2 separate regions of the Homo sapiens genome follow, and region 2 is linked to region 1. Evidence: read pairs that join two places in POLR2A ChIA-PET (ENCODE). Cell type or tissue: HCT116. All regions are shown on one strand. Each heading gives the region's core, and the rest is flanking DNA. Links, peaks and the distances in the headings are about the cores only. Region 1 overlaps GALNT2 (polypeptide N-acetylgalactosaminyltransferase 2). Region 2 overlaps TAF5L (TATA-box binding protein associated factor 5 like).

What was found. Peaks named below come from ENCODE experiments on the same cell type or tissue, not always from the same donor. Only the 100,000 strongest peaks of a DNase experiment are listed, where the experiment ranks them.
Region 2: POLR2A ChIA-PET joins it to region 1 with 6 read pairs; 2 of 35 experiments call an interaction of 5 or more read pairs at or near these places.

What each region holds. Positions count from the first base shown.
Region 1 is chr1:230,184,253-230,189,634 of GRCh38, forward strand. The region is part of intron 2 of GALNT2 (polypeptide N-acetylgalactosaminyltransferase 2); the gene reads left to right. Among named protein-coding and RNA genes, the nearest start is that of GALNT2, 120 kb to the left of the region's middle. RefSeq lists enhancers at 1,454-2,192, 2,193-2,931. In HCT116, for the core only: no CTCF peak of the experiment used is centred there; a DNase peak (open chromatin) is centred at 2,099.
Region 2 is chr1:229,610,011-229,615,392 of GRCh38, forward strand. It overlaps TAF5L (TATA-box binding protein associated factor 5 like), which reads right to left. Exons shown (of 5, transcript NM_014409.4): 2 at 4,331-4,475; 3 at 96-200. The coding sequence starts at 4,472. Among named protein-coding and RNA genes, the nearest start is that of TAF5L, 13 kb to the right of the region's middle. In HCT116, for the core only: no CTCF peak of the experiment used is centred there; no DNase peak of the experiment used is centred there.

The sequences.
Region 1 (5,382 bases), core at 83-5,082:
ATCTCAGCTCACTGCAAGCTCTGCCTTCTAGGTTCATGCCATTCTCCTGCCTCAGCCTCCCGAGTAGCTGGGACTACAGGCGCCCAACCACACCCAGCTAATTTTTTTGTATTTTTTTAGTAGAGATGGGGTTTCACCACATTAGGCAGGATGGTCTCGATCTCCTGACCTCGTGATCCACCCACCTTGGCCTCTCAGAGTGCTGGGATTACAGGCGTGAGCCACCGCGCCTGGCCTGAAGATCAATCTTAAATGGTACAGAATTCTAGGTGGTCATTTTTTTTTTCTCTGAGCCCTTTAAATATTTCCCTCTCCTCTCTTCTTTCCTGCATGGTTTCTGAGAAGACATTAGTTATAATCCTTCTCTTTGCTCCTCTATTGATAGGTAAGGTGTTTCTTTCAATTTTTTTTCTTTATCTTTGATTTTCTGCAATTTGAATATGATATGCCTCAGTGTAGTTTTTGGAGCCTTTATACTATTCTGTGTGTTCTCTAAGTTTCCTTAATTTGCGTTTTGGTGTTCAACATTAATTTGGGGAAATTCTTAGTCATTATTGCTTCCAGTATTTCTCCTGTTCCTTTCTCTCTTTCTTCTCCTTCCGATATTCCCATCATGCATATTTACACCACTGTAATTGTTCCACAGTTCTTGGATATTATTTCAATTTTTTTCATCTTTTTTGTCTTTGCATTTGAGTTTTAGAAGTTTCTAATGTCATGTCCTAAAGTTTAGAGATTTTTTTCCTCAGCATGTCATGTCTGCTAATGAGCCCATTAAAGACATTCCTCATTCTCTACAGTGTTTTTGATCTCTAGCATTTCCTTTTGATTCTTTCTCATAATTTCCATTTCGCTGCTTACATTATCTGTCTGTTCTTGTGTGTTACCTACTTTTTCCATTAGAGTCCCTAGCATATTAATTATAGTTGTTTTAAATTCCTGATCTGATCATTCCAACATTGTTCTATATCTGAGTCTGGTTCTGATACTTGCTGTGTCTCTTTAAACTGTGCGTGCGTGCGTGTGTGTGTGTGTGTGTGTGTGTGTGTGCGCGCGTGTGTGTGTGTGTTTAACCTCTTAGTGTGCCTTGTAATTTTATGTTGAAAGCTGGATGTGATGGACTTGGTGCACGGAACCCTGGTAAACAGGCCTTTAGTTGTGTGGTGTTAAGGTGTAGTGGGAGGGGAAGCTTGCTATAGTCCTATGATTTGGTCTCATTCTTTTAGGGAACCTTTGTGTCTGGGCTGTGAGCCTCACATTTGCTTCTCAGCTTCCCCCTCTCCACATCCTTAGGTGATACTAAAGTCTAGCAGAGGCTGGTTATTTCCTGTTCCTCAGATTGGACAGGCTCTGATAAATGCTAGCAGTTTAGTCCCTGTTTAAATAGTTTCTCCCGATGGCAGGCCTTATTAATAAGAACACAGTGCCCTGGCTTCTTTCAAAATGGTTATTTTCCCCTCTCACTGTTGTAAGCATGAGGGGATATTTCTTCAATATTCACTGTGAGGATCTGGTAGAGCTCCAGGAGGTAAAACTCACACAAATATAGCTGCCACACCCCCATGACTGGGTCCCCCTGGAGTTTTTAATCTCTTAGGCTTGTCCACAGTGAGCCTCCAGGAATTTTCCACTACAGTTTAGGTTTTCCTACCCCCGTAGTGGATCTTCAGGGGTTTCTACTTACAGGCTTCTGCTCCAGTGAATTGTGATTCCTTGTATTCACCTGTCCAATTTGGGGGGCTGTGGCTTGTGACATTTCTCCAACAGATCCAAGGCAGATCTCTAAGAAGTGCTGATTTTTCATTTTATTCAGCTTTTTACTGTTAGGACGGAATAACGACTTTCAAGCTCCTTACATGCCTATTGGGAACTGGACGTCCGTTTATGAAGTGTTTGCTTTGCTGGCAAGAGTGTTTGCTGGTGAGAGTGTTTGCTGGTGAGAGTGTTTGCACGTTGTGTTCTTGACTGTGGTTGGACAAGCGTCACCCCAGGGAGTCCAAGCCCCTCCTTTGTGCCCTCCCCATGCGTTGTCCCACCTACACCAGATGCAGGTATGTCACTGTCTCCTCCAGGAACTCTGACTGGACGCATGCATGCAGTCAATTTGTGTGTTAAGTCGGCCTCCCTGTCATCTTTCCAGCTCCTGGATGAGTCATGAAGCCCTGAGCCACAGTTCTTTCATATGTAAAGTAAACATTACCCACACAATGGGGAGCATCTGAATAGAATAGTTAATATTCCTTTATTATAATAATAGGAAGCTAGGATACACACTTCTGTTGTGTGGATTAATGAGAGACTTCCTATGGATTATCTTCTATTAAAAACATACAAGTGTTCTGATGGTTTTCAGGCAAATAGAGAGAGGGAGGGAAAAGCCATCTTCAGGTCATAGGCTGGATTTGACCATTGAGAGTCATACCTTACTTAAAATCATTTGAGTGCTCACATTGACTCTGCCTTTCATATCCTTAACTATTGCATACAGTTGGTTTTCTTATCTTCAAAGAGATCAGAATGTACTGATTTGCCTCTCTTTTGAGTTATTAGTAGTAATTTTTGATAAATGCACAATGTCTTTTTATTTTGCCAAAGGGCTTTCTTTCCTTTTTATGTTGAAACCATTTTTCTTACTAAACCAACATACACATAATTTTTTTGTTGTTAGAAATTATTTTCTTGTGATTGAAAAATACATTTTCCCTAAGCATGAGGAACACAGCTAAAGTTTTATGGTTTGCAAGAAACCGCTGGCCATGGCACTTCCCAGTGTGTCAGTGGTGTGTTCAGGAAGCTCAGTGGCTTCCTGTGTTCTGTGTGTTGGGCATGTAGCAGTTGTAGACAGATGGGCGGGAAGACATGACACCAAGCTGGATGCTTTTATGGCCACAGAACCCACTGACAGATGAAGGAGCCAGATCTAACAGGGCAGAGCAGTGATGTTCCAGGCCAACAGTCTCCAATTTTCTGATCGCACACTCTATGAACAGACGTATATTTAGACCACCTCCCACACACATATGTATTAAAATGCTTACTTAGGAATTACATGCATATTGCCGTACAGATTTATTGATACATTCTAAATGAAATGGGATAGTTCCCTTGACCCCTTCACAGGACTCAGCCCACAGCTCTCAGCCCCTCATGGGAGGAGCAGCATGCAGGTGAGTGGGTGCAGGGGCTGGGGTGAGTGCTTTTGGGCATCGGCAGGAGTAGAACTCTGTGCAGCCCCCCGGCAGCATCTGGGTGGGGCTACCTGTGACCCCTGGAGCCCTAGAGGGCATATGTTACAGTGTGCTCTTAGATTTGCTGTCCACAGATGACTTAAGTGTTAGCTCAGTGCAAGGTCAGTGTGACAGCCTTTTGCATCCACCCTCTTGGTACCTGAATTCTCGTCCGGTGTCCAGGAAGAATCAAGTTGTGCAAACAAATTGAAGGATGGTGAATGTGGAGGACTTTATTGAGCACTGGAAGTGGCTCTCAGTGGGATGGGAAGCTAGAAAGGGGGTTAAGTGGGAAGATGGTCTTCCCCTGGAGTCCTGCTGTCCCCAGCCAAACTCTTCTCCAAAGTCCTGCTGTCAAGCTGTCCCTCTGAAATCAAGCTGATTCTCTCCAACATCCGGCTGTTTCTTCTCTCCTTCTCTATTGCTTTGCTGGTAGGGCCTGGGGTTTTTATGGGTACAAGATGGAGGGTGGGGCGGGCCGGGGTGGTTTTGGAAAAGGCAACATTCGGGCAGGAAAACAGAAATGCATGTTCTCACTTTGGGCCCTACGGTTCCAGGCTTGAGGGTGTGGCGTTTGCTAGGGACCACTCTCTCCTACCCAGTATTTCCCTGCCTCCTGTTTGTATCATAAAGTGTATTTAAAATAAGCTATTATAAAGGATGAGGAAAATACTTGACAATGTCTGTCATTTTCTTTCTTTGCCCCAGAAGATTGTCTTATGTGGCCCCACTTTGGAGACTACCACTCTTGGGGCTGCCGTGGTCACAAAAACCCAGATTATTGTTTTAACTCTATTTCTTGCCTTGGTTCATCGTACTTTGGGGAAGAATCTGGAATTTGTATAAAGTATACCACCCAAGTGGCAGTCCCAGCTGGAAGTCATGGAATGGGGGCAAGAACAATAACCTGGGAGCACGGGATCTGGGTTCGGAACAAGGATGATGGCCGGGAGCTCTAGGCTCAGCTGTGCCACCAGTCCTGTGGCCTTAGACAAGTTAAGGAGTATTTGGGTTTTGTTTTCCTTGTCTGTAAAATTTAGATACATTCTTGCTCTAAAACTCTTTGATTCTGTTAACTGTGTCTTACCATTTCCCTTTAATCTCTATTCTCAGATTGGAATCACCAATTTTATTTTCTTTTACATGCTGTAAAAATATATCTCTGTAGTTCCCCCCACCCTCATACCACATTTCAGGTCTACTGTGGATGAGTTTTTGCCCATAAACTCTGTGACCCTTGCTTCTATTTCAGCATCATGCTTTCTACTTGGAACCACTGAATTTTTTTTTTCAGTGTTGGTTTTTAAAATATTGTCTTCAAATAGAGTATGTATATTAGTCAATATTTTGTATTTTGGAAATCTATCTGATAGAGAAGAATGTCATTTTTTCCCCTTGGTGTGGAAAAACTTCTGGATTGAAAAATAAGTTTCTCCCTGTAATTGTCTCTGAATCTGACCAGCCAGCCAGCTGGCAGAAGGACTGGCAAAGGAGCGGGGGCCGGAAGAGGAGCAGGGGCCAGTAGAGGAGTGGGGCCGGAAGAGGAGCAGGGGCAGCTGTAGGGGCTAGAAGGCCGAGGTCTGCCTCTGAGGACAGCTGTTGATGAGGTTCTTGTTGGAGATCTCTCACCCTTTGGTCAACGTGGCCTTTTGGAGCAGATTTTCTCTTTGCCTTTATGAGACCTTAGTGTCATTCTTGTATTCCTTAGTAACCTTGTGTAAAGGGCTGAGGCTTAGGAGAGACGAGGGTAGGGAGAGAGTTCAGAAAGGAGAGTCCTAAGGCCGTCTGGATTCTCCTTGAGCCCCCTCCCCATCCTGGTCCTGGGCTGTGTCTTCATCACAGCCACCCCTCCCCGATGTGCTGTTGGTTCAGTTACCCCAGACAGTGGATTTCTCAGAACAGAAATTGCTAATGTTCACGTAAAGATGAATGAAATGGGAATGATGAAATGTGTTAAGAGAACTTAAATCCAGGGTGTGAATTGCCACTGATCCTAACAGAGACGTTTTAGCTTTTCTACTTCCCACCTGCCGGAAGAAAGATGAGATAAACCACTTGTGTTATTTGTTCAGCATTGCTGCAGCATCAGAGAGGAGTGTTCCCCGACCCTTTGTTTTTCTAGGTGACTTAATGGGTTCTGGCATTGTGCATTTAT
Region 2 (5,382 bases), core at 298-5,297, 570 kb before region 1:
TGTGGAGCAGGGCTAACTCACAAGCAGTGTGCCCAAAGTTGGTCTGTATTACTCTGTTTTCTTAAAAAGAAAAGGTTCTAGAGCTGAGTACTTACCAGTGAGAAAATTCCGCAGTCGTCCAAACTGTACTTCATATTGCTGGGGTTCTGCCTGGCAAGGGGCTGCAGACACTATGTTGGCACAACCAGATTCTGATTGCACTAAAGAGGAGAAGATACACAAGTCAGGGCGGGAAACAGAGAGACGATTATTAACCCAGTACGTGGCAGGATGGGTGAAGGAGGGTGTTGTGCACACACGCACAGCAACTGACATTTCAGCAGGTTTCCAAAGCATGCTGGGTCCTGGTTAAACATGACAGACTGATGACACTTGTTTCTCTCCCCTCCCTCCTGAAGCCCAATAAAATGAAGGCCAGGGAAGGAAAGGCATAAAGCACAGGATAAGGTGAATGAGAGAGGACAGGTACATCAATCCATGAGATTCATCAGGAAATGTTTGATCCTATGTTCTGACATTTCACAGGTGCCTTGGTGTGGGTTCATTGTCAATCACTGTGCTGGGCACTTAGTGGGCCCTTTCAATCTGGAAATTCATGTCTTCTAGTTCTGTGAAGTTTTCTGGAATCATTTTGATAATTCCCTATCTTCCAAGACTCCTACAATTTCAAGGTCGGATATCCTGAACCAATCCTTTAATTTTTTTCTCCTATTACTCCATTTCTTTGTCTTTTTGCTCTACTTTCTGAAAGCCTTCCTCACCCTTCAGCCCTTCTACTATTTCCCCCTACATTACTTATAATACCTAATGAGTTTTTATTTTTTACTATCATGTATCTAATTGGTAACTTTTTTCATTCTCAACATTCTCTTTTCCCCTAAACACGCTATGCTTTTTGAATCTTAAGTATTTAAAACAAGGTATTTTTGAAGTTTTCTTCTGTTTCTTTCCATCTGCCCTTCTTATGAGATATGTTTCTTCTAGGGTTCAATGGCCCCTGGCTGTCTTACGGTGAGGCACTCTGGGTGGTGAGGCTCATCCTCCAGGGTGACCAGGGTGAGCAATGTCCCAACATCACTGTCTTTTCGTCTTTCTTCTTGGGCAAGTTGGACTCACCAGGGAAGGATTGTTTACTTGCCTTCCTGGAGCATGTGTGCCTGGCTGCAGTATTCCGGGCATATGAATTGGTGCAGGGGAAACAAGGCTGGAGTCTCAATATTCAGTATGTAAACACACACTTAATCTCCAATCTGTGAGTTTATGCTTTCTAAAAACAAAAAACAAAAACCATTCTCCTCCTGTTTACAAGAGGAGTGGGGAACACCGGGGAAAGAAGGTGGCTAAAAACCAAGGGAAGCCACCTTTAACCGCGTCCTGAATGAAACATGAATGCATTTTGTCAATGGAATATGGATGGAGAAATGGTGATGAATGTGGCAGGACTGAGGGCGCCATAACAGGAAATACGTAGAAAGGGAAACACAGGTGAGAGGAAAGCCAACCTACTCCAGGAGAAGGAAGAGACAGTCAGAAGAGAGGACCTGCTGCAAGCCTGCATGCAAGGGAGGGACTCCTCCTCCTTCTTCTTGCCCCCCGCTTAGTTACTCTGTCACTAAGTCCTACAGATTCCTAAAATATATCCTCTCCTCTCCACTCCCATTACCACTTCCTCAACTGAGGCTGTCCTCACTTCTCACTGGACTGCGTCTTTTAACTAGTTTCCTCGATTCTAATCTGGGCTGCCTTATCAATACTGCCACCAGACTGAGTTTTCTAAAATTCACATTTGAAAACCTGGATACCCTCCTCCAATTTGTTCCCTGGTAAACATCTAATGGTTCCTTTGCAACTCAGCTCACTCTTTCAACTATTTAGTGACCCCCAACTATATGTCAGGAATCACAAGGCCTTTTGGGGATCCTTCCTTGGCTTGCCAGCCTAATTTGGATGATCTTTTCTGCTACCACTGAACCTCCCCCTCACAGAACTTACTACCTCATGCTCTTCTACAATCACTGACTTACCTGCCTCACTTCCCAATTAGAACACTTAGCTTCTCAGAGCTAGGGTCAAATCGTAGCTATCTCTAGAACTTTTCAGCACTTGGCCTATAGCAGATGTTCACTAAATGTCTGCTGAAAAAAGAATTCTTCAGATTACTCAATTAATGGAAAAATCTAGGACAAAATCTTCTGATAATCATATTTCATGTTTCTCACTTTTCCTGGTGGTTTTCCAGCAATAACACTTTCTCCTAATAAGCTATTCTATTGAAACTAAGACAACTTAGACGAGCAAAGTTCTGGAAGTCTGTTTAATATTGTTCATTCCTACTTTCTATCAACAACAGCAAGAATTACTGCTCTCTGGTTCCAAAGGATGCAGGGCAGCAGATTTTTTAAATGGCTAGGATGGCATGTTCAGAAGGAATTACTCTACAATGGGACAGAGGCCTTGTAAATGGACTCCCCTATTCAAACAATAAGGCACTTAGTATTCTATACCAAGGCCATCATCTGGCCCTGTTTTGGTCAAGGGTATCTCTGAGGAGTTTGAAGGCAAGGAATAATGGGTGGATCCAACCCTGAAATACGTGATGGCAGGCTGCTGACTGGGCTTCTGTTAGTGTTTCAGAGGAAGTCAGGAACCACTCCTTTGAGAGCATCCTCAGGTTGTTACTGTCCTAGCACTCTCTTCCTATGGCAATGAACCCTGGGTCCTTGACTTTGAAGGTATATGAAAAGAGGGAGCTGAGGTAACTGCGGCTACTAGGATGGAGGATGAAACCATTAAGAAATGGAGCACGTGGTGAAAGATATTTGGAAGATCACAGAAAGCCCAGGAACAAAGAAGAGAGAAGAATGTAGCCTGAGCATATAAGAAAGGGAACCAGGGCTGAGCTGCAGAAATCACTGCTAACTCCACCTCCACACACAGCCATTGAAGTAGTTTATAATCACCCTAAAGTATCCCAGCAATTTTTTTCCCCCAGAATCACTAGTAAATAAGTTCAGTAAAAGAAAGTCCTGTTACACAGTGGCTCACACCTGTAATCCCAGCACTTTGGGAGGCCAAGGTGGGAGGATCACTTGAGGCCAGGAGGTCATGACTAGCCTGGACAACATGGTAAGACCCCACCTCTAACAAGAATAACAAGCAAAAAAAAAAAAAAATTAGCCAGGTGGTTGTGCATGACTGTGGTCCAAGCTACTTGGTAGGCTGAGATGGAGGATCACTTGAGCCTGGGAAGTTGAGGCTGCAGTGAGCTGTGACTGCATCACTGCATTCCAGTCTGGGTGATGGAGAGAGACTCTGTCTCAAAAAAAAAAAAAAAAAAAGAAGAAAGAAGAAGAAGAAGAAGAAAGTCATAAAGTCATATTACATAAAAACATGAACTCACAAAATAGCTAACAATTACAGTCGGCCCTCTGTATCTGTGGGTTTCACATTCATGGATTCAAACAACTGCAAGTCAAAAATATTTGGGGAAAAAAACCACCAAAGTCCCAAGAAGCAAATTTTGAATTTACCAGGTGCTGAATACTATGATGAATCCATGTGAATGAGGTGATATGTAGGCTGTATTAGGAATTATAAGTAATCTAAAGACAATTTAAAGAATACAGGAGGATGTCTGTAGATGTAACCTGCTATGCCAAATATTATACCACATCTTATCAGGCAGGAACTTGAGTATCCGTGGATTTTGGTATTCATGGAGGGGTCCTGGAACCAATCCTTTATGGATACTGAGGGATGACTATACTTATTAATCCAGATGGAGTCAACTCAAGTTTTTCTAAAATAGAATCGGATTTCAAAACATTAAAAAACAAAAACAAATTAAAAAAACTTCAGGAATGTGTCTATAATAATAATAATATTTCCAACTACAGATCCTGAAGTACCAATTTATTCAACAAACCTGACTTCTACATGTGAGGCTCCATGCTGGAGGAGAGGGGACCTGTGCAAGAAGGGGACAGAGGGAGACCCTGTCCCTAAGGGTCTTGTAGGTTAATTGTTTACAGAAGGAAAAAGTTGCACGTACTTTCAGGTACAGATAAAGTAACTGAGAAGTCCTGAGGAAGGAAATGACTTTAGCCAGGGGAATCACAGAGGTTATCAGAAGTGACAATGTGAGCACCGCTCTAAATGACAGACAGGGTCTCTGAGGCCAACATCATTCACTTAACGTAGCTCACTGAGGTTTTTGGTCAGTCTGCTCTCTCTGGCACTGTCTTGAGAAGAGGAGAAGTAATTCCACATGGATATTGACGTGAGTTCTCCTGCTCCAGGCTCACCCCACCAGACGAGCCCCCACCATTACCTGTTAGATTGGCCGCCATCTCTTCAGCAGTCTGTGACAGCCGCAGTCCTTGCTTCAGGGGACCATCTGAGTCCACGTACTGCCGGCGTTTGAGGTAGCAGGACACTGCCATCTGAATCTGCTCGGTACGCACTCGTTTCATGACCTTCAAGGGAGGCAACGACAGGATACAGAGACATCAGGGGCCTGGGAGAGCAACCTATCTAACTGCACCATCGCAGATGGGTAGGACACATGGGAGAGAAAGACCAGCCATGTGGCTAAGTGGCCTAGTTAAGACGCAAATCTAAGTTCCCTAATACCAACGTGGTATACTCTTCCATTTTGTCTGTTTCTCCAATGACAATACAGCCAACTTCAATTACAGAAAATAGGAAAAGCATCGATAATAAAGTCCTTAGATCACCCCCAAACTCTGTTTAATACCAAGATTCCAATCAGCCCCATGAAACTTTTCATTAGAGAAGCTAACAAAGAGCAAACAGGGCCAGTCTGAAATTTAGGGCCTTTGATTTCTCCTGCCTACTCTGTGAGAGAGGCGTTAATTAGCAGTGAACTAGCCAAAAAAGCAGGCAGGAGGCAGTGCCAAATCAAAGACCACAGAAACTGGATAAATAGATGTTAACAAAGCATGAAGTTAACAATGGTGAAGGGGATTGTGATATTTTTGCTTAATAGCCAGGAAAAGACTGCCAGCTCTAAGTTAGGGATTTGCAAAATGTGTTTTCATTTTATTTTATTTCATTTTATTTATTTATTTATTTTGAGACAGAGTCTCGCTCTGTCGCCCAGGCTGGAGTGCATTGGTGCGATCTCAGCTCACTGCAAGCTCTGCCTCCTGGGTTCACGCCATTCTCCTGTCTCAGCCTCCCAAGTAGCTGGGACTACAGGCACCCACCACCACGCCCAGCTAATTTTTTGTATTTTTAGTAGAGACGGGGTTTCACCGTGTTAGCCAGGATGGTCTCAATCTCCTGACATTGTGATCTGCCCGGCTTGGCCTCTCAAAGTGCTGGGATTACAGGCGTGAGCCACCGCGCCTGGCCGTGTTT